Linked DNA regions of Homo sapiens: region 2 is linked to region 1. Evidence: chromatin loops called from intact Hi-C (ENCODE). Cell type or tissue: PC-3. All regions are shown on one strand. Links, peaks and the distances in the headings refer to the core of each region. The heading gives the core; the rest is flanking DNA. Region 1 holds the start of LINC01339 (long intergenic non-protein coding RNA 1339). Region 2 overlaps CETN3 (centrin 3).

Region 1 (12,043 bases), core at 5,167-7,666:
GAATCTTTCCCCTTTTATCTCCATTACTAACACCTTTGTCCTTTGTAGAATCAGCATCAGCACAACCTGCGAACATGGGCGCCATCCCACTTGTATTGAATCAGACCCCAGGGGGAAGAAGCAGGTCTATCAGCTTGTTCAGCCCTCCCTTCTGGTGATTCCCATGAACACTTTCATTTAAGAACCACTGCTCCCATCAAAACCACTGCCATTTCTCCCACTGGGAATATCACAATAGCCTTCTGACTCATGTCCCTGACCCGACTCTTTTGCTCCCCAACAATCCATTTTCCACACAGCAGCAAGAATAACATTTTTTCACTTAAAATCCTCCAATGACTTCCTATGTCCATTAAACTAAAATCCATTTTTCTTGCTCTGGCTTACAAATCCCTTCATGAGCTGGCTACATCCTACTTTTCCAACTGCGTCTCTCTCTAGCATCTTTTACGAGCTGGTGACACTGGTCTTCTCTTGCCATTACTTGAACATATTCTGGTTTCTACCACAGGGCCTTGGTAAAAACTTGCTCTTCTGCTGGGATCATTCTTGTCATTGGGATCCCAACTTCAACGTTTGCTCCTCAGAGAGGTCTTCCCATTATGTTATTTAATAAGCAGCTTCTGGGCTCCAATAAGTCATCACAATCAGATAGTCAACATTCATTCTCTAAGTATCACTTACTGTGATCTCATAACTTTCTTATTTGCTAATTTGAGATCTATTATCTTTCTTCTACTAGAATAGTCTAAGAGTAAGGACCTCATTCATTGTATTCACTCTTGTTCACTCAGAAACTACAACATGGCCTGGCACGGTGGTTCACGCCTGTAATCCCTGAACTTTGAAAGGCCGAGCCGAGCAGATCACCTGAGGTCAGGAGTTTGAGACCAGCCTGACCAACATGGTGAGACCCCATCTCTACCAAAAATATAAAAATTAGCTGGGCGTGGTGGCAGGCACCTGTAATCCTAGCTACTTGCAAGGCTGAGGCAGGAGAATTGCTTGAACCCGGGAGGTGGAGGTTGCAGTGAACTAAGATCACGCCACTGCACAGCAACAAGAGTGAGATTCCATCTCAACAACAACAACAACAACAAAAAAAAAGGCAGAAAGTACAACAATCACTGGCATATGTGCACCAAATGTTTAATAAATATTAATATTTAACAATAATTAATAAATAAATTATTTATTGAAATAACTCATTAATTTAAATAAAGCAGCAGAGGAAGAAATATTTTCAGCAGTTTCAGGGAATTTGGAAAGTCTTCTTTAAGAAGACTGTGTCCCGTTACCCTGAAAAGAGGCAGAGTAGGACAATGGATTAAAACTAAGCTTGGAATCAGATCAAGCAGGGTTCAACTCCTAGGTCTACCTCTTACAACACACAAAAAGTATCTCTTTTTTTTAACTTGTTCAACTTCTAAAGCAATTTTTTATCTTTCATTTTTTTTTCATTTGTTTTGTTTTTGGAACAAGGTCTTCCTCTGTCACCCAGGCTGGAGTGGGTGGCATGATCACTGCTCACTGCAGCCTTGGCCTCCCAGACTCAAGTAATTGTCCCACCTCAGCCCCCTAAGTAGCTGAGACTATAGGTGTGTGCTACTGCACCCAGCTAACTTTTTATTTTTTGTAGAGACGAGATCTCACAATGTTGCCCAGGCTTGTCTCAAACTCCTGGACTCAAGAATTCCTCCTGCCTCCGGCTCAACATCTTCCTCTCAGGGTCATTGTTGGGATTAACTAAAATGATGTAACATGGAACATCACATATAGTAGATCTACTCTGTAAATTATACCTTGAAACTTTAAAGAAGATTTGGAGTTCCTTGAAAAATATATGTGTCGTATGACAATATAAATGTAAATCAAAACAAAATAAAGAAATAGTTCACCCTATAATCTTGTTTCCTTCAAAGAAAAAACTATTTCACCTTGTCATTTCCCTTTCACATATACATACAATTTTTTTACATAATGAAAATCTTAAAATGGGTTCAATTTTGTAATTTCTTGCCTTTTTGAAAACCCAATTCAAAATGTCTCCTTTTCTGTCTCTCTCTCTTTTTTTTTTCTCAAGCAGACAAAGTGATCAAGTTGCTGGTTTCTCCTGCCTTTGAAGCCGAAAGTCTTACTACCTTCTTGTACTGCTCTCTACATTAGCAATTTCATCTTGCACTCTGATATTATGAATGTCATGCCTTTAAAATGCATGAACCAACCCTTATTTGCACTAAAAATTCCAAGCCTTTGATCATTCCTCATCCTTTTGCTCAAAAATAACTGCTCCAGGTTTTGACTTGAATAATGGTCAACTCAAAAGCACACATCTCCATGTTTGATCATGAATCTGCAAAATTAAAAGTCTTTGTTCTCATTGGAGCAATGCTGGTAACAGGAAAAGGAGTGAATCCAGGAGGCAGATAGAAGTTGGAAGTCACAGAAATATGATGAGTATCATCATTCTGGAGACAGCCTAAAGTGCATAAGTTGTTGGAGTGCTTGTGGCCACTCTGAGTGTTGTGAAGGGATGACATAGGTACAATAAGGAAACTATTGTAAACTAATAGATTTTGAAAAGTAAATAAGGGAAAGTGAAAGTCTCCAAGTTTACAATCTATCCAAGTAACATTAATTGAATGCTTACTGCATGCCATGCAATGTGATAAATTCTGGAAATATCATGATGATTAAAAATAAATAAGCCAGGCAGGGTAGATCATGCCTGTAATTCCCAGAGCTTTGGTAGACCAAGGCGAGGGGATTGCTTGAGGCCAGGAGTTCGAGACCATCCTGGGCAACATGACGAGACCCTGTCTCGAAAAAAAATTTTAAATTAGCCAGGTGTGGTGGTGCATACGAATAGTCCCAGCTACTCAGAAGGCTGAGGTGGGAGGATCATTTGAACTTAGGAGTTTGAGGTTTCAGTGAGCTATAATTGCAGCACTGCACTCTAGCTGGGGTAACAGACTGAGACTCTGTCTCTAAATAAATAAATAAATAAAACTGAAATCTGAGCATAGTTCCTATTCCCATGGACTTTATAACCTAGTATAGGAAATAACAATGATTCCACTAAACACTTAAGTACACATCAGTTTACGACTGGTATTATCATTGGAAAGAAATGTGTGTAGTATTATAAAATCATGAAAAAATTGGACTTCACCTGAACTTGGGGCTCAAGGAAGGCCTCTCTGAGAAAGGAGTATTTGATCTGAGATCTAAAAGTAGATGTTAACTAGGTAAATGTCTATGAGTTGGGGTTTGGAGGGACTGGGAGTACAGAGCATTCCAGACAGAGAGCACAGCATCCACAAAGGCCCTAAGTCAGAAACAACAAGGCCTGTTGACAGAACTGATAGAAAACCAGTATGACAATGGCTAAAATTGCTCAGAAGGTGAGTCAGAGCACCATGCAAGTCAACGTTGGGATGTGTCTAAATCAGTGATAGAGCTGTAACTCACAAAGTCAGCTGTGAGGATTAAAGAAAGAAAATAAGATAACCTTGGTAAGGAACATAGTACACTGCCTGGCACAAACCAAAGCTATTTGTAAGTGTTCCCTATTCTTATTATCATCATATTCATTACCATGTCTACTTGCTCATACATTAGCCATTTCAACTTTTCTGCCATCTTACCAAGTCAGGTCAGGCCACTATTGTTCCTCACATGGATCACTCCAATAGCTTGCTTTCAAACTCATTCTCTACACTGAATTCTTCCCTTCCCACATGAAAGCATTTAATGATTCCACCTCTGGTTAGTTGTGTATAATTTTGGCTTTGAATATGGTTCATTGTGTACAATGCTTATAAGGTTAAAAGCCAGACATTATTTATACCAGTCAAAATACATAGAAAATACCGTCATTACCACCCAAGATAGTGATAGAGATGGCTTAAATATTATGCGCTTAAAATGCCAGGTAAAATTAAAATATCATCCAGAGTAATTATAACTTTAACTAAGGAGTCACCTGTCAGGTAGGATCTCCAAAATACCAAAAACTATATTGAGTGGGGAAGGTGAGGCTGCATCTGCTCAGTGGAAGATCTAGGGAGAGCTAGAAATACCAGCTGGAGCCTCTGATCACTTTAAAGTACAGCCTTCAGTAAAACCTCTCCAGAGTGAAGTTCCGTTGACAGTCATAGCTCTCTGCTCCCGCCAACCAAGTCTAGAGCACCGGCCCAACTAGGACCCCAACTTCCTCATCAACAGTGTAAGAAGTGAAGCTGGGAGAGCCACATAAGCAATAGAATTTCTAATTAACAGCGGGGCACGGTGGCTTACGCCTGTCATCTAATCACTTTGGGAGGCCGAGGTGGGCGGATCACTTGAGATTAGGAGTTCAAGACCAGCCTGGCCAATATGGTGAAACCCCCTTTCTATTAAAAATACCAAAATTAGCCAGGTGTGGTGGCACACACCTATAATTCCAGCTACTCAAGAGAGTGAGGCGGGAGAAGAGCTTGAACCGGGGAGGTGGAGGTTGCAGTGAGCCAAGATCATGCCACTGCACTCCAGCCTGGGTGACAGATCGAGATTCTGTCTCAAAAAAAAAAAAAAAGAATTTTTAATTAAAGACCCAAAAAGTCTTCTCTTTTTATTTTGAACTTAGTCCTGGCTAGCCTGTAGGTAAATACCTACCATAATAAAGGAACTTAAATGGCATAGTCTGCAAAACCAAGAGAAGTACAAACATAATAGAGTCACCTTCTAAATAAAACCCTTCTAATGATTCACATTGCCTTAAGATAAAATCACTCCATGTAGAGCTTTTTATGATTTATTATCTATACCCTCTGAAATTCCTCCAACCTCATCTCTCATTACAACCCACACTCACTCAACACTCCAAACTTAACCACAGCTTTTGAAATCCCTTGAGTGGACTATGCACCAGCTCATCTTTGGGTCTTAGGATATAGGCTACTCTATCTGCCTAGAATTTCTTCCCTCCCTGCTACCAATTCATTCTTCAGGACTCAGCTGAGAAATTATCTTCCATGGCCGGGCACAGTGGCTCATGCCTGTAATCCCAGCACTTTGGGAGACCAAGGTGGGCGGATCAACTGGGGTCGGGATTTCAATGACAGTCTGACCAACATGGAGAAACCCCGTCTCTACTAAAAATACAAAATTAGCCGGGCATGGTGGCGCATGCCTGTAATCACAGCTACTCGGGAGGCTGAGGCAGGAGAATCACTTGAAGCCAGGAGGCAGAGGTTGCAGTGAGCCTAGATTGTGCCATTGCACTCTAGCTTGGGCAACAAGAGCGAAACTCTGTCTCAAAAAAAAAAAAAATTATCTTCCGAAAGATGCCTGTCCTAAATACCCTATCCTGGGTTTTGTGTCTCTCCTAAATGTTCCCACAGCACCCTGTATCTATGCTTAGTAAACCACTGCCTGTTTTTGCACTCCACACAACCACACTAGATTGTGACCTGCCTGAAAGAAAATACAGTGATGTCTTCATTCATCTCTTTTTTCTTTTTTGTTTTAAATAATTTCAACTTTCATTTTAAATTCATGGGATACAAGTGCAGACTTGTTACATGGGTATATTACATGACACTAAGGTTTGGAGTACAGATGATCTTGTCACCCAGTAGTGAACATAGTACCCTACAGGTAGTTTTTTACCCCATACCCTTCACACACTCTCCCTCAACCCCAGTAGTCCCCAGTATCTGTTGTTTCCATCTTTATGTCCATGTGTGCTCAATGTTTAGCTCCCACTAAATAAGAACATGCTGTCCCTGTGATTTTTGCTTAGAATAATGGCCTCCAGCCTGGATCCATATTGCTGCAAAGGACGTAATTTTATCTTTTTATGACTATGTAATATTCCATGGGGTGTATGTATGGCATTTTGTTTATGCAATCCACCATCATTGGGCACTTAGGTGCTATTGTGAATAGCACTGGGATGAACATACAAGTGTGTATGTCTTTTTTGTAGAACAATTGATTTTCCTTTGAGTATATACCCAGTAATGGGATGGCTGGGTCGAATGGTAGTTGTATTTTAAATTCTTTGAGAAATCTCCAAACTGCCTTTCACAGTGGCTGAACTGATTTAAATTCCCATCAATAGTGTATGAACATTCCCTTTTCTCCACAGTCTCAGCAGCATCTGTTATTTTTTGATTTTTTAATAATAGCCATTCTGACTGGTGTGAGATGGTATCTCATTGTGGTTTTAATTCATTCACCAAATTGAGAGTTTTCTTTATTCACAGTAGTGAATAAAAATAAAGTCCCTATCCTCAAGGAGCTTATATACTTTATTTAGCTTGTCTTTCCAGCAGGTAGCAGCACATAGTAAACAATAGATGAAGAGAGTTTGAGTGGATAGGAGTTGTTCTTGTCATTGTTATTAGTTGGGAAATCTCTGAGAACAACCTTGCCCAGGGCAGGAGAGTTTAGAACATTTACTTTGTTTATAATATTTATTTATTTTCTGGTTATTGAAAACTATATTCAGTATACAAAATTATATATATATATATATATATATATATATATATGTCGAAAGAAGTGAGTAGAAACTCAGCTGAAAACACATATGAAACATTTATTGATATTTTATGTTTTCTTGCTGTATGTTTCTGTGTATGTGTATATGTAAGGATATGTACAGTTCTTCAATTGCTTTATTGGAATATAATTCATACATCATACAGTTCACCCATTTAAAGTGTTTTTTGTATGTTCACGGGATGGTACAACAATCACCACAATCTAAATTCTAGAACATTTTCATCTTCCCAGAAAGAGATTCTACATACCATTTAATTAGCAATCACCCCCAACATTGCACTCCCTTGCTCCAGGCAACCACTAATCTACTTTCTGTCTCTATGGATTTGACTATTCTAGGCATTTTATATAAATGGAATTATACAACATATAGTTTTGTGATTTGCTTCCTTCACTTAGCATAATGTTTTCAAGGATCATCCATGTTGTAGCATGCCAGTACTTTATTTATTTTTATAGCCAAATAATATTTCATTGTGTAGGTATACCATATTTTATTTATCCATTCATCACTTGATAGACATTTGGGTTGTTTCCACTATTTGGCTATCAGGAATAATGCTGCTATAAACATTCATATACAAGGTTTTGTGTGGTTGTATGCCTTCATTTCTTTTGCTTATCTGCCAAGTAGTAAAATTGCTGGGTAATACGGTAACTCTGTGTTTAACATTTTGAGCAAATACCAAACTGTTTTCAAAGTGGCTATACCAATTTATCTTCCCACCAGCAACAAATGAAGGTTTCATTTTCTCCTATATTTCTTAACTTAGGGAAGTTCTTATTGTATATAGGTAAGATTTTACTGTATAAAGCAGACTTAGGTTCTGCTTTACAAACTACACAAGTGCTTCTCTCTTATAAAAGAATTACTTGTAATGGCTGTATTAGTCTGTTCAGGCTGCCATAACAAAATGCCACAGTTTAGGTGATGTAAACAACAGAAATGTATTTTCTTACAGTTCTAGAGGCTGGAAAGCGCAAAATCAAGTTTCCAGCGGGGTTTAGTTTCTGGCAAGGGCTCTCTTCCTGGCTTGCAGACGGGTACTTTGTCCTCAGATGACCTTTTCTCAGAGCACATGCCTAGAGAAGAGAGAGAGAGCTCTGGTCGATCTTCCTCTTCTTATAAAGACAAAAATTCTCTCAGATTAGAGCCCCACCTTTATGACCTCACTTAACGTTTATTACCTGTTTACAGTCCCTGTCTCCAAACACAGTCACATTAGGGGTTAGGGCTTCAACATGTGAATTTAGAGGAGGACACAATTCAGTCCATAGCAGTGGCTAAAAAAAAATGGTCTGTTGCAAAATTCTATATGAAAATGATGCTCTAGGAGCACGATATTAAAGTTTAAAAACTTTTTCCTTAAAATATATTATTTGCAAATTTTCTTTAAAATTCATTTTGTTGTGTTAGCTACATACCCTTCACGTCCAAGTGTGGATAAAAGTGTCTTTCTGAAATTTCTCACCTGCATCTACTTGCAATCTGGAAGAACAGACTTCACACTCTTTCAAAAGATATTTAAATTTTCTGTGTAGCTCAACTGTTGTTGTCTCTAACTCCATTTCTATGCTAGAGAAAATGATGCCTTTTACACCATTGAGAGCCTGTATAATCTTGAAAGTTTTCATTTGAACTGATGAAGGAAAAGAGGCCATCCTAGAGTTAGCTTTATTGGAAGCTTCTACTAAGCAAAACTTCAGATTTCCAAAGGAAACTAATTGGAACCCTGAAGCAGATGGGAAAAGCAGAAATTTCGGAACACCTCGGTGACCTCATTACAAGCATAATGAAGGAGGCAACGATGGAGTTAATTAGAAGAGAGGCAAGAAAAAGATTAAATGAGAGTACAAAAAAAAATGTAACTCAGAGAAAGAGAGGCATTCAGCAAGAAATAGAATATGCTGATCTCTGCAAAACTATTCAGAACCGAGGGAGATGGGAGCTAGAATCAAACAAAAGGCATATAAACCAGGTGGCCACTGAGGATGAAAAGTCTGTAGAAAACACAAAGAGCGGGCACCTGGGAAGGAATGACCAGATATCTGCATCAAGCAGAAAATATAGACTTGGTAGCCAAAGGAATTTAGTTAGTTACACAAGAGGAGTCGTTCTTAATTGGGTGACACTGATTGTGTGCTTGTGTGTGTGTGATGGATAAAAGTCATGGATTTCTTAATAGTCACAAATAGATATTAGTCCAAATTTGTCCATTGCCACTTAAGGCCACCTTAAACTGTTAACATCTTTACCACTTTCTAGCCTAAGGGCTATTACTCCACTATGTGTAGAGACCAAACAGACCTCTAAAGATCATTATTTTCATAAGCAATATTTGCCCTTCAGACGTAGGCTGCAGATGGTAAATTTTAAAACTTGTCCATGAAATGGCATTTTAGACATGTAGTTTGTCCATTTGTTTATGGCTCATACTCATTTTGAGAACAACAAGAAGACAGTTTCATAGCTCTAAAATTCACGTGTGAAAGTTTGTTGCAAGAAAAGAATACCATGCTTTCTGGTCCAAATATAATTATGCTGCTTGTGTAGACTGGAGGCTTAAATTGTAAGAAATTGTAGAGACAGGATCCAGAAAATATTCAGTTGACACAGACTAGCTTCTAGAAAGTTCAGCTCCAAACTTTATTTCCGAATCATATAGATTAGCTAGTTACAATGAGCCCACAGATTAGAAATTTACCACATATTTTCTTTATTTATATTTGAAATAATCCAGGTCTACAGGCTGTGGTTGAATTGAACATGAAACCGCAAGTTTGATTTGCTGTAGTTCACCTTAAAGCCACGTGGTGATACATTTATGGCTCCAGGTTTTCACTCATGTACCTCCCCCAGAGATGTCACCGGGCAAGCATCAAATTGGACTAACCAGTCATTTTTGCTCTAGTCCTACAGTGATCAAGAATGTAAGATTTCTTCTAGCTCAGCTTGTTACATGAATAATGTAGAAGGTACATTTCTCACATGTATCATATCTTCAAACCTCTTACAGAGCTATATTCCATTGTATAGATAAATTAAAAGTTAATGCTTCAAACTTCCTTTACAGCATAAAAGAAGAAATAAAATTTTAAAATATAAACAAAGAAAAGGGGCAAGTTATTTTGAATGTGATTTTTGGACAGTTGATTCCAAATAAGAGGAAGTAATATCTCATCAGAACTTTGGTAGGAATTTATACTACTGCAGCCTACTTCATTTAGCTCCATCATGGCAATTGTTTCCTAGTAACTAGTCTTCCCAGCAAATCAGAAATTCATTTTTTAAGCATGGTCTTTTTAGTTCACTAATCTCTTTAATTACCCCACTTCAACCCTTTTAACTCTCTATCTGCCAGGCCAATTCCAAAGCCTAAAACTTCTAATTATTCTCTTCTATTTCCTCTGCCCTGTTGAACAGAAGTGTTTAACAGTCTGACTTCTGAAAAAAGTCAGATAACCATGTTGATTGGCTTCTACAAACTTCTACTTCCTGAGTTTTCTCCAATTGCTTTTAACTTCCAAGTTTACAGTAAATGAATAAACAGTAATAGCTATCCAATTGTGAGCTCTGGAGTCATTCCTATCTCATCCCTTTTTAACCCCTCCCCTCCTGCCATCTTCACTGTGGTTTATGCTTGTTAATAATCTTGGCTCCTTGTGAAGATTCCTTCTCTTGCTTAGCCACTTGGACTTAAACTGTGCTTTGAACTGTAGTTGTTTATATTTGGCTTTGCTTCTTTGATGGCACTCGTTCTTTGAAAAATACAACAATATTCGCTATTTAAGGATAGGTCTTAGTCACCTTTGATTCCCTCACTCAAAGATATAATAGCAGCCACTAAAAGATATCCTGTCCCCGTCACCTAACCAAGTTCTTCTTCTTCTTGGCTCCTTCCAGGTAGGGAGCAACTTTGAACATCATTCAACCATATTCAGGACCCAACACTGTTCCATAACCCTTCTACAAATTCCTGAATTGTATCAAGTTTCCTTCTGTGTTCTTCCCAATATCTAACATTCTCTGGAGAACTGCCAAGCACTCCCACCCCTCATTTGCAGCATACACCCAACTTTATCAATCAGTCCAAAGTCATTCAACAATATTAAGATGCTTAACTTCTTAACAATTCAAGGGCAATTATCAATTTCTCAAGAGCTGAGTTTGGAAATGCCACTCACAAGATTCTGACAAGCATGGTGCAGACACAAGGTGGACTCCAAGCCTAAGCCATTTGTCTGGAGATCTGCTAGTTAAATTGGTTTTATTTGAAAACTAAATGGGAAAACCTAATGAAGGAAATGGTATGAAAGATTAAAGGCACAAAGGAGGGAGGAAGTTTACGGATACCAAATTGAGTTCATGAGAATGCTGGAAAATATTGTATATACTGATCAAATGTGTGAAAGTGATATGGTTTGACTCTGTGTCCCCACCCAAATCTCATCTTGAATTGTATTCCCATAATCCCCATGTGTTGTGGGAGGGACCTGGTGGGAGATAATTTGAATTATGGGGGCAGTTTCTCCCATAGTGTTCTGGTGGTAGTGAATAAGTCTCACGAGATCTGATGGTTTTATCAGGGGTTTCTGCTTTTGCATCTTCCTCATTTTCTCTTGATGCTGCCATGTAAGAAGTGCCTTTTGCCTCCTGCCATGATTCTGAGGCCTCCCCTGCCACGTGGAACTGTAAGTCCAATTAAAACTTTTTCCCTTTTTTTTTTTTTTTTGAGACTGAGTCTTGCTGTGTCGCCTAGGCTGGAGTGCGTGATCTCGTCTCACTGCAACCTCCACCTCCCGAATTCAAGCAATTCTCTGCCTCCACCTCCCGAGTAGCTGGGATTACAGGCGCCTGCCACCATGCTGGGCTAATTTTTGTATTTTTAGTAGAGACAGGGTTTCACCATGTTGGCCAGGCTGGTCTTGAACTCCCGACCTTGTGATACACCCGCTTCAGCCTCCCAAAGTGCTGGGATTACAGGCGTGAGTCACCGCACCCAGCCTCAAACTTCTTTTTCTTCCCAGTCTTGGATATGTCTTTATCAGCAGCATGCAAATAGACTAATACAGAAAGCCAGCATCAATCACTAGGGAAAGCACCAGAATAGACAAGCAACAGGGAGCAGAACACATATTCCAGGGTGACAAGGCAAACAGAGTAGGGTGGGAGTGAAGGCATGCCTTTCCTTATATGGAGCTGAGATGTGGTGAGAACAATGCGGTGTGATGACAGGAGTAGAATGGGTGGGAATGAGTAAGCCAAGAATGGAGTGCCAAGGCCTTTGCTCTCACAGAAGAGGGGAAGAATGGAAATAAGACCACATTATTAACAGATTGTGCTCCACTTTTAAAATAAATCTAAAATTCCATTGTTGTACATTGACACACTCTTACACAATTAGTTCTGGTTCTATTTTAAATCAGAATTATATGCTTGGAGCAAGTATGTTCTATATTACATTTGAAAGTTTCCTGTACGAGGAGCACA
Region 2 (12,043 bases), core at 4,848-7,347, 98 kb after region 1:
CTTCTCCTCCACATTCTCTACTGACATAATCCTGACTTTGTTCAAGTATGGATCGGAGGTGTGTTTAGGGGAGCCTGAGCCCCTCCTCAATTTCAGAGAGAAAAATATAATTTGGATTAAGCCAAGCATGGCAATTTAATTTCTCTGGCTAGTTGGTTAGGAATGGCATGTGGTATAATTATGGCCACTGAGATATGAGGAGAAACGTGCTGGGGGCTTCTGGCAAAGTGTTCCTTTTGTTCCGGGAAGGGGTCCTGATTCAGACACCAAGAGAGGGTTCTTGGATCTCGAGCAAGAAGGAAATTTGAGGCAAGTCCATTGAGTAAAGTTAAAGCAAATTTATTAAGAAAGTAAAGGAATAAAAGAATGGCTACTCCATAGGCAGAGCAGTCCCGAGGGCTGCTGGTCGCCCCAATTTTTTTTTTTTTTTTTGAGACAGAGTCTCGCTCTATAGCCCAGGCTGGAGTGCAGTAGAGTGATCTTGGCTCGCTGCAACCCTCACCTCCCAGGTTCAAGCAATCCCTGTGCCTCAGCCTCCTGAGTAGCTGGGATTACAGGCACACAGCACCATGCCTAGCTAATTTTTCTGTTTTTGGTAGAGACAGTGTTTCACCATGTTGGCCAGGCTGGTCTTGAACTCCTGACCTCAGGTGATTCTCCCGCCTTGGTCTCCCAAACTTCTGTGATTACAGGATTGCCCATTTTTATGGTTATTTCTTGATTATATGCTAAACAAGTCGTGGATTATTCATGCCTCCCCTTTTTAGACCATATAGGGTAACTTCCTGATATGGCCATGGCATTTGTAAACTCTCAAGGGGCTGGTGGGAGTGTAGCAGTGAGGACAACCAGAGGTCACTTTCATTGCCATCTTGGTTTTGGTGGGTTGTGGCTGCCTTCTTTACTGCAACCTGTTTTATCAGCAAGATCTTTATGACCTGAATCTTGTGCCAACTTCCTATCTCCTCCTGTGACTTAGAATGTCTAACCTACTGGGAATGCAGCCCAGCAGTCCCTATTGAAGATGGATTTGCTCTGGTTCAAATGCATCTGACACTTTCTTAAAGAGAGACATGAAGACAAATGACCGCTTCTCCCACGCGGCCTTTGGATATTATTTATGAGGACCACGGCCTGCAACTGCTGCAGTCATCTTGCAGCTATGAGGAGAGTAGCCAGCACCCTAAGGATGGCAGCCGAGACTTCAGAAAAACACCTGGTCCTTAATAATGTCATTGAGTCACTGAGCTAGACATCCTACCTAGAACCACTCACCTCAAGGTTTCTTTTCACGTGAGATAATATTTACTTTTGGGTAAACACTTCTAGTTTCTAGTTGGCTTTCTGTGGCTTGCAGCCAAAAGCACACTAACTTCCTTGAGGTAAAAATGTTGAGAGGGCCATAGGGAGATAAAACAGAGGTCAGATAAAGGAAAATATATTGAAATATAATATAGAAATACTACTTCCATAGCAAATGTAAAATATTTCTTGTCAAATGATGTGAGAGAGGTGTGGAATTACATCACAGTTTTTTTCAGAGGTGGCTTGGCTACAAGAGTTACTGGTGAATCCAGGTTCCTGTCCATGAACCAGGAGTCCCAAGGAGCTACCAGGATATTAATAAGCTAGACTAAATGTAGCCTGCATTTATAGAAAGTGCCTAATGTGCCATTAGTCCCTATTGATGGCATCCTCTATAGAGCCCCCAATGTCCACGGTGCTTGAGAGTCTCACCTGAAACCTCACTATCCAGATGAAAGAGACAAGAAATAATTCTCATTTATCAGACACTACCTTTTTGGTTTGTTTGTGTTTTTATCAACATTATAAATATACGTAGTTTAGGCCAGGCACAGTGGCTCATGCCTGTAATCCCAGCACTTGGGGAGGCAGATGCATGCAGATCACTTGAGCCCAAGAGTTTAAAACCAGCCCGGGCAACAAAGTAAGACCCTGTTTCTACAAATAATCGAAAAACTAGCCAGTGGGGCGCACCTGTGGTCCCAGCTACTCAAGAGGCTGAGGCATGAGAATCATTTGAGCCCAGGAAGTCAAGGCTGCAGTGAGCTGTCTTTGTGCTACTGCATTTTGGCCTGAGTGACAGAATGAGACCCTGTCTCAAAATAAATAAATAAACAAACAAACATAGTTTAAGGAGTCAACAAGTTTGATAAACTTTTATTTAAACAACAACAACAACAATCTCTTTCCCTGCCCTTATATTCTGTTTCCCAGAAGCAACCTGTGTTTCAGTTTTTAAAATTTAATCTTTTGGTATTTATTTCCAAATCTTTCCACAATTTAATAATGTATTAGATTTCAAGAGCTGCCATAACAAAATAACATAGACTGGGTGGCTTAAATAATAGAAGTTTATTTTCTCACAGTTCTGGAAGCTGGAAGTCCAAGATCAATGTGTTCGCAGGTTTGGTTTCTCCCGCAGCCTCTCCCTTTGGCTTGGAGATGGTTCCCTCACTGTGTCCTCATATGGTCTTTTCTTTGTGCTCAGGCATCTGTGGTGCCTCCCTCTGTACTCATTGCAATTCAGGACTAATCTTTTCTTACAAGGATAACAGTCAGATTGGATTAAGGCCCATCCTAACAGACCAGCCTTTGAATATGGGCTCCTTCTGGGGAAAGGATGTAACCTCGGGCAAGGTAGCACATTTTAGTCACTCAGCTATGACCCCTCCACTACGGTCTTTAGCTTTTATTTTAAAAGTTTTCTTCATGGCCAGGCACGGTTGCTCATGCCTGTAATCCTAGTACTTTGGAAGGCCAAGGCAGGGGGATCATTTCAGGCCAGGAGTTTGAGACCAGCCTGGCCAACATGGTGAAACCACGTCTCTACTAAAAATACAAATATTAGCCAGCCATGGTGGTGCATGCCTGTAATCCCAGCTACTGGGGAGGCTGAGGCACAAGAATTGCTTGAACCCAGGAGGTGGAGGTTGCAGTGAGCTAAGATCACTCCACTGCACTCCAGCCTGGGCAGCAGAGCAAGACTCCATCTCAAAAAGAAAAATTTTAAATAAAGCTTTCCTCACTTGGTGAGTTTTAACTTTTTGTGCAGTACTAAAAAGTTATCTGAAAGCTCTGAATGCGACCTGGAGCCTGTCAACTGTGATCTATACTATAGGGGGTTCTGGCTGGTCATTTCATTGGTTCTTCAGTTGTCTTTTCTCTTGACTGCTCAGATTTCCCAAAGAAGCATCTTTTGCCTAGACTTATTGTGGACACTCTGAGAGCTAAGTGGAGAAAGAAAGATTAGAGAGAGGAGTCTGAATATTCAATATGCAAATGTTCAATTAATCCCTTTTTTCAGCAAGTATTGCTCCTCCCGACCTCCGCAATACCCCACCCTACCACCACTACTCTTCTTGATGCATGTCAATCCAGAGAGGTTTTGTTCTATCTGCTTTGGAGACTAACCCCATCAAGTTGGGTAAAGGCAGTTGCCCACCTGTACAATTGGGGATTTATTTAATGGCCTCTTAAGGAAACTTTCAACCAATCTTCCTATTTTTAGCCCCATTTTCAATCTCATTTTCAGAGGTACCTGGAAATGCCAATTCCTGAACCTTCTGGATATTCTGCAGTGTAAAAGTTTCTCAGCTTTTCCCAAGTCAGCAACAAAGAATTTGGCTTTCTAAGTTTGCTGAGTCAATATTATTCATTCATCTGCCTTCTAGCTTCCAAAATTTTTGCTATTTCTTTCTCCTCCATTCTTTTTGTCCTTGTGGGTATGTACCTTTTTAAAAATATCCCTTTACTGTCATCTTAGGGAGTAAAAGTATACGTGTCTACTTAAACTCGACTTACACATTTTCTCTTTCCCTCTCTCTCATTCTCTCTCACACACACTTTTTAAAATATAGGTAGAATATTCTAGCAAAAGAAAATAAGTGTCTTTCCTACCCCTGTCTGTCACCAGTTGCCTCTTTGCCTCCAATCCCAAGCAGGTAATCACTTTTATTAGTTCTCTATGTGTTCTTCAAGAGTTTCTTTATGTATATAAAATGAAATATAAATATATATTCTTATTCCTCCTTTTTTACACAAATAGATTACTATAAGACTGTTCTGCATTTTGCCATTTTCATCTAATATTGCTTGAAGCTCTTTGCATATCAGTATAGACCTCTTGCTCATTCTTTTTAACAGCTGTATAGTATTCCAATTATTTAGCCTCCCAACAAGGGACATTTGATTTGTTTCCAATTTTCGCTATAAAAAACCTATAATGAATAGTCTTAAACATAAACAATTTTGCATGTGTACAAGTATATCCATAGGCTAAATTCCAAGAGATCTGTTAGATCATGTGGTGTAGTTATTTGTAATGTTACCAATTGCCCTCTGTGGGAGTTGTACCAATTTGTAATGCCAGCAGTGAAAGGATTCTGGTTTATTTCCCCTCCTCCTTGCATTTAACAGAGTATATTACAAAAATAATTGAATAAGTAAAAGTGGTACCTCGGTGTACTTTAATTTTGCATTTCATTAATATGAGTGATTTCATATGTCTAATGTAAATTTTTATTTCATTATTATTGAACTTTATTCAGTTCTTCATAAGGTAGAGTTAATAATTTTATTTGGAGAAAAAAGTAGTGTGTGTGTTTATGTTTGTATGTGTGTGTACATGTAACCAAAAGTTCAAAGGCATCATTACAACCTTGCTTGGCCAAATGTATAATTGCAGTATATATATTTAAAAATCTCTTGCTACATCTAAAGTATGGTATTATGTAGGTTGGTGTTTATTCAGGACAAGGAAAATTATCCAAATAAGTTATTTAGAACAAGGAATTTATCACGCAGAAGAATATGTCTGGGATAGAAGGCCCATTAACACTCAAATTATGAGTTCACTAATCTGGTCTAGGTTGAGGAAGTATGTCAAGAACAATAGCTTGCTCATATCTGAGATGTGTTAAAATTAACTGTGTGTTTAATAATATTGGGCTTAGAATCATATGGTAGAAAACATTACATTAACTGAGTAACGTAATCATTCTCAGCGTCAATTTCCTGATCTGAGAAATGGACATGGTAATATCTGTCCCACAGTGTTGGTAAACTTTCTTCACCACTGACACCCATTAATATAAATCACTTCTAATCAATGAACTCAGAAAGGAGGTAGTCATATAAGTCAGATAAAAACATCTAGAATTTAGAAAATTATACAGCTCTCAGAAAGAGAATATTTGAACCGTAAAAAATAAGGAATATTAAGATATATATGACTATAAATAAATAAAATAGCACTTGATGCTAAGAAAGCATGCATAATCTCAAAGCAGAAAATAGAATGTCTCACAACTAGAAGTGAGGCAAAAGGATAGATTTACTAACTTTGTGATTATAGAACTTACCTATTTTGTAATTATAAATAGTATAGTATGAAAATGTTTCATAAAAACTATAAGCCTTTAAATCCCAGACAAAAGCCAGTGGAGTAGGGGATAAGACATACTGAATTCGCAAAATTTAGGAAGATATGTTTTCATGAAAAAGAGTTTTCTCTGCTTTCTTTAGGTAATCTTGTAGATATATTAAACAGAAATTCTTCTCAAATAAAGACTGAATTTATATTTTCACTTAATAGTTTATTCTACTTTTAAAAAGCTTAACTAACAAATCAAGAAAACCTCATATTTTGTTTATTTTTCTATTTTAATTACTAGATATAATGTAAAAATAAAATTATACCACAAGAAATACCATTATGTGGAATATAAAAAGCACTTTTTTTCAAATAGGTGTATACACTTAAAAAATAAAACTATAATATCATGTAACTGTTGTGTAAAACAAATGTTCTTCCTCAGATTCATTTTTTTGTTGCAGCAATAGGTCCCCCTGGTGGAGATTGAAAATATATTTTGTTCTATTTTTCTCTTTCCAAGTCACTATCTTAATTTGAGTAATTAAGTGCCATTCTTCCTTGAATAAATGAATAAAGAAGGAGTTTAGAAGGCCTGTGAATTGACTGTCATCCCTTCTGCAGGTGAATTTGTACCTAGTAACATTCATAATTGCAGGAATCAAACCCTTCTGCCTAGAAAGAACATTCCCCAAAACATAAAGTCTTAGTTGATAGAGACTAACAAAATTAAATATGCAAAATAATGAAGCTTTTAAAAATCACATTCATAGATTATAAGAGTCTAGTTAATGATTCCTCTTATTGGTCTATATATATATTCCTGTATACAAGGCAAATGTCTCCTTAGCTGGGAAAGAACAATCGTTGTTCATTGAAGACTCACAAGACAATTACCATATGGAAATACCATGAGATACATACACCCTTCATTGTTGGGTTACATGAGGTGATACCTTAACAAGTGATATATAATGGAAGGAAAAAGTGTGTCAACTTCTATGCATGAATAAAACAGGAGTTCTTAAAGTGAGACCAGAACCATGTGTTCCCATTCAGTTCTACCAGTGGATGCCCACCCAGAAGCATAATCAACTTGGAACAATATGGAACCCAGATTTCATTCCATACTCTCTTGAAAATGAAAGTTCCAGCAGTGTCAGCCTGGGGCAAAAACTGAAATTTAGATGATACTATCTTTTTGTAACTGTTTCCCACACTGTAGAGGTCCCGGAGATCCCAGAACATCCAAGATCCGATTATAGAGCTGCAAATCTCTTGAACCTATAGGTCAATAACCACTCCATGAGTCCTTTCTCTGGCATCAGCGTCCCACTGCCGCTCACCATTTCCCTGTGACTCCTGTACATTTCCCCTACATAAGCCCTAAATCTCTGGTTTCCCTGAGGCTTAAGAACAACTAAGCAGCTATTGATATGGATGGTGTATTCCTCAACACTGAATTCATCAGAATCCTGAGCAATGTTTTTAGATGGTCAAACACTACAGCAATCTTAATCTCTTTAATTTCATGTTTCTTGATTTTTTTCAGTAAGTAAGTAGTATATGGAGTATGTCATTGAACCAATAAAGAGTATGTGAATTAATTTACACTTCAGAAAACCTCTACATCCATACTGTAAGCTGTATTCTAAATTAAGCTCTCCTTTACCTCTAGGCCCTCATGCACCTTTTATTTCATCCTGGGTTCCTAGAACAAATTTCTTGATTATATAGGAGCAATTTGACTGGTCTGTAGACTAACAATATTAAAGTACAGCAGATGTCTAGCGTTTTCCCTCCCCTGTAGTGCTGGGAAGGTCTCCTTTGGGTTCTCAACCCTACTTTAACCAGACATGCCTCTCGTTAACTCAGCACTTCTCTAATCTCGTGGGAGACAAGGGGGAGAAGGTGAGAGCAAAAGTGGTAAACAGCAGCAATTACTTGGTTGGGAGATGAGCCTTGTCCAGGTCTCTGCTATGTTTAATATGGTTGATCTGAACACTCCTCCATCTGACCCCAAATAACTGAAGTTGACTGCATTTGTCTCTTCTTATTTCTATATAGTTTGTGATCTGTTATTTCTAATTTAATAATCTTACTGAATTTGTGTTGGAGAAGTGTGCTACAATCCTTTTTTGGAAAAAAAAAAGATGTTACATAAAGTATAAATAAAATAGAAACTAAGAACTCTTTTAAAAAGATTTGCCTTTTCTATCTCTTTTTCACATGAATTAACTCTTTAGACCCTAATAGCTGCCAGCAATCAAGTTTAGCTTTTTGAAAATAATTTTTAAAAACCTTTGACTTTAATATAACTTAGGTAGAACTATAAACCATGATTTTTAAGCTGATTTCAACCAAATGTTAATAGCATATATTTTATCCATGCTCCCTAAGAATACATTTCCTCCAAATGGACTGAACACTGCCTTGCTCACCTGTTTATGAATACTCCAAAGAAACTAATCTGAGTTTAGAATTTACCCCCAAGCAGTATCCTAGCTAGCTAGGTTTGGGTACAACCAACAGCTCCTTAGAGGCCCTCAAGACCCCAGAACTTCCAGGATCAGATTGTAGAACTATAAGCACTTGGGCCCATAGGCCAATAATTCAAACTACAGAAGAAGCATAACTATAACAATTAATTTTAATATAACTTTGCAATTCACAAAACATTTTCACAAACATAATGTCATTTAATTTTTCCCCAAACGACATGAAATAGACTGTTAATTTTCTAGTTTTTAAAAATCTTTCCCAGTTTTTTTTCTTGTATCTTTGCTACAGTAGTGAAATCAACCAATTAGATATAAACAAAGTTTTCTTTCACAAGGAAAATTCTTAGAATCCAAATCTTGCTTCTCCCTCTTTGAAAGAGTTATTTTGTTTTTATTGCCAGTGTTGAAAAACATCCCACTATCCCTTGGACTTAGATTAGCAACAATTATCTCCCAGCAAGACTGGTATAGAAAGTCTCCTGGAAAGCTCAGTTTTGGCTAGCTACTCAGATTTAATGGAACATTTTAAATCTTAATAGAAAAAGGAAAATGTAATCTTGCTGAAAGTATGGTTATATCTACCTGTTTGGTAGAAACCTTAAATGTATAAACTTTCAAAACAATCAAAATGTATATTTTCTTAAAAAATAAGCCAACCCCAAACCTTTAACCTGCTGTTAAATTTAAGGAGGTCCTAAATGGTAGGAAATATAATTTGAAAATATTTTTGTCACTTAACATTTAGTTTATGTATATTGAGTGGTCTTTAAAAAGCTACGTATCAGAAATAGGCTTCCATCAATAAGTCTCTAGTATTTATGCTCTACAACAGTACACGTTTCCATGCTGTCAAACGTACATGGACTTTTGGAAGACCCTGGGGATAGGCAGTCTAGGTAACACCATACAGTGAAAATGATCGCCCTTTTCAGAGAGCACAGTGGTGTGTTAGGCAAATGTTACAAGCATATTAAATCAGAAATGTTGGACTCCGGGGATTCTATTATCTCTTATTTATTTTATTATAGAATAAAGAAAACCTATTTTAAAATATCCTTAATTAAGTATAAAATGGAAGTAACCCTGCTGATGTTTGATTCTATAAAATGTTAGTAATATTCCTAAAATCATCATATAATGAAAATATATTTTACATAGTCTCAGAATAGCACAAGACATATGGGTTTCCAAAGTTCTCATGAAAGAGGTAATTTGGATTTCTGTAGACAGTTAGATAAAATTACTAATAAAAACACCTGGTATTTAGAGTTTACCTCACAAAGGTAACTTTTAACATACAATCATAAAGCTCAGATAAACCAGAACCTGGTTTTATTTTAGATTTTATTTGGCAATTTTTCATAGCATCTAGGATGAAGTTTTCAATGAATGGTTTAACTACAGTATATTCTGAATTCAGAATCAGGAAAGGTAAACAAATTACCTATTCCAACTGAAAATCTATTCCAAGATCTCCAAGACGCAACTAAGCTCTCATCCAGTTGGCTGCCATATTTCCTTCTGAGATTTCCTGCTTACAACCCAAATTCTGCACAATTCTAATATTAAAGTGACCTTTACTGACCACCCCTCCCCTCCAACCAATGCACCTCAACTGAGACCTACAAGAACTTTGCTTTAAGACTACCAGCTTGAGGTCCATAAACCTTGCTCCCTCCTCCTCTTTGGCTTAATGCCTAAGACCACCCACACAACCTTCTATCAACCACACTTCTAAATCTAAAGTTCCTTTCATTTTAAACAGTCCCTAAAATAAAATCTTCTCCACAAAAATTAAGTGGAAAAATGTTTCCCTAAATTTTACCCTCAAAATGAAAACCTTTTACAAGTCTTCACTACTCAATAATGTGTACTTTCTCAATAAGTATTTGCTTAACACTATTTTTAATGTATTTATTTTCCAAACTGATCTACTCTTTCAATGTGTTGTCTCCATGACTATATAGTTATCTAAGATTATAAGCTTCCAGAGGTCTGACACAAAACACTAACTTACATGGAATAGCACATAATATAATGCCATGCTAACTTCAACATGTTTCATGAATGTTTTTCAGCTGAGCTTCTGAAGCTCAAATTCTCTTTCATGTTTTGTGGTTTTAAAGGTCTGATGTATTACATCTTGAGGGAGTACGTAAAAGTCATTGTTAAGAAGATAGCATCAGTTATGAGTGGGCTCTAGAGTAAAACAGCTGGGGATCATATTCCAATTCAGTTACAACCTATTACCTCCAACATGTTATTTAAACCCTCCAAATGTTTGTAAAAGACAATCCTACAGTATCTACCCCAAAAGGTTATTAAGATTAAAATATGTAACTTCTCTAAAATAACAGTGGTTACTATTCCCAGAGATCAATCTTACGATTTGCCTAGGACAGTTCTGATTTACATCTGTTATCCCAGCTTAAATAATAGCTCCCCCCTACCCTCTAGCTCCTTCATTCTCAAAAGTAACCTGGTTCAGATAATAAAATACATAATCAGCTGTGCTAGTTATTGAACTACTTTTTTCCCCACAACTCCAAACCACTATTCTACACTCAAACTGTGTAATACTAGGGCTGGGACTGTGAAAACTACATTTCTCCTTTGCCACCTGAATTTTTGTTAGGCTCCACTAATAGCAGGACTAGAAGATAAAGACATAAAGGCAGGAGAGGGAAAGAATCTTGCTGTTTCCTGTTTGTTTGTAATTCCTGCCAGCATTCCCAGAGCAACAGCTCTTCATTCCAGTAGCGACACTTGGTTTGTCTCCAGCTTTTTCTCAGCATTCCCCGTACCAGCCTCATCATTCCCTAACTATACTACCACCACTTACCAGTGGCCCCTCCCCAAATGTCTGAGTCCCTGCTCTGCTGAAGCTCTCCCCAAAGTGTCTAGTAACCACAACCTCTAGCTCGGTCCCCTAGGCCTAGGGGTGGTAGCTGCCACCTGAAGTTATGTGTCCTTTCTGCTTTTGTTTTGGTTCTCCATTGTAACCTATTCCTTATATTACACTGTTAAAATTGTAATGTTACATACTACGGTTTTTTAAATTATTTTTTTCACATTGGTCATCAGAACATTGTAAACAATCTTTAAAAAACACATCGCCATTAAATCCCTAAGAGATTTTACTTCCAGTGACTAGCATCAAAGCTCACCAGGAAACCAGAGTAACAATGCACTAAGCAAGTTTAGTAGGTAACATAACTTTCTCACATCATGAAATGCCACTGCATGGTAAGTAGGATTATAAGGATAAATATGACGAATATCTTACCTCCCTCTTTTTACAAAAAAAATCACTCTTTTCTTCATACAGCCACCTCCACTAGTCAGTATTTTTTCCTTTCCACTCTACAGTTACTGATTATGAATACTAGAAGAAACAACAATAATTCATATCCTACTGTAAGGCAAGTCTTCCACAAACATGAAGAGCCCAGATGAGCACTCTTCTCTAACCCACAGTAAGAGAAGAAACAAATGTGTTAGTATCCCAAGAAGAAACTATGTATATTAACAAAAAAGACGGCCAGGCGGGGTGACTCATGCCTGTAATCCCAGCACTTTGGGAGGCTGAGGTGGGCGGATCACCTGAGGTCAAGAGTTCAAGATCAGCCTGGCCAACATGGTGAAACCCGACCTCTACTAAAAATACAAAAATTAGCTGGGCATGGTGGCAGGCGCCTGTAATCCCAGCTACCTGGGAGGCTGAGGCAGGACAATCGCTTGAACCCAGGAGGCGGAGGTTGCAGTGAGCCGAGATCATGTCACGGCACTCCAACCTGGGTGACAGAATGAGATTCTGACCCAAACAAAAAAAAAAAAAGAAAGAAAGAAAAAAGACAATATATCCGTAAAGTGGCAAAAAAATAGCTTCACTGTTCCAATAAAGTCACAGAAGACTCACAAAACTAGATTTACTTTTACTGTTTTATTTTTCACTTTCCTGGAAATCAATATATTTCATGATCAAGACAGAGGGAACTCATCAGTGTGCGACAAAAATTTTTTAATTTCAAGGTCTGTTGCCCTGAATATAATGACTGTGACCATTGAATTTGTATTCAAAATTAAGTTTTACTCTAGTTAACCTGCTGATATAGTTTGTATATCTGTCCCCACTCAAATATCATGT

The links. Peaks named below come from ENCODE experiments on the same cell type or tissue, not always from the same donor. Only the 100,000 strongest peaks of a DNase experiment are listed, where the experiment ranks them.
Region 2: it touches region 1 in a loop (10-fold over the local background); 7 of 110 quality-filtered maps call a loop at or near these places.

What each region holds. Positions count from the first base shown.
Region 1 is chr5:90,282,384-90,294,426 of GRCh38, forward strand. It overlaps LINC01339 (long intergenic non-protein coding RNA 1339), which reads right to left and starts at 7,688. Exons shown (of 6, transcript NR_120601.1): 1 at 7,513-7,688. RefSeq lists a silencer at 11,549-11,843. In PC-3, for the core only: no CTCF peak of the experiment used is centred there; no DNase peak of the experiment used is centred there.
Region 2 is chr5:90,380,437-90,392,479 of GRCh38, forward strand. It overlaps CETN3 (centrin 3), which reads right to left. Exons shown (of 5, transcript NM_004365.4): 5 at 11,821-12,043. Among named protein-coding and RNA genes, the nearest start is that of CETN3, 23 kb to the right of the region's middle. In PC-3, for the core only: a CTCF peak has its summit at 5,873 (motif pointing left); no DNase peak of the experiment used is centred there.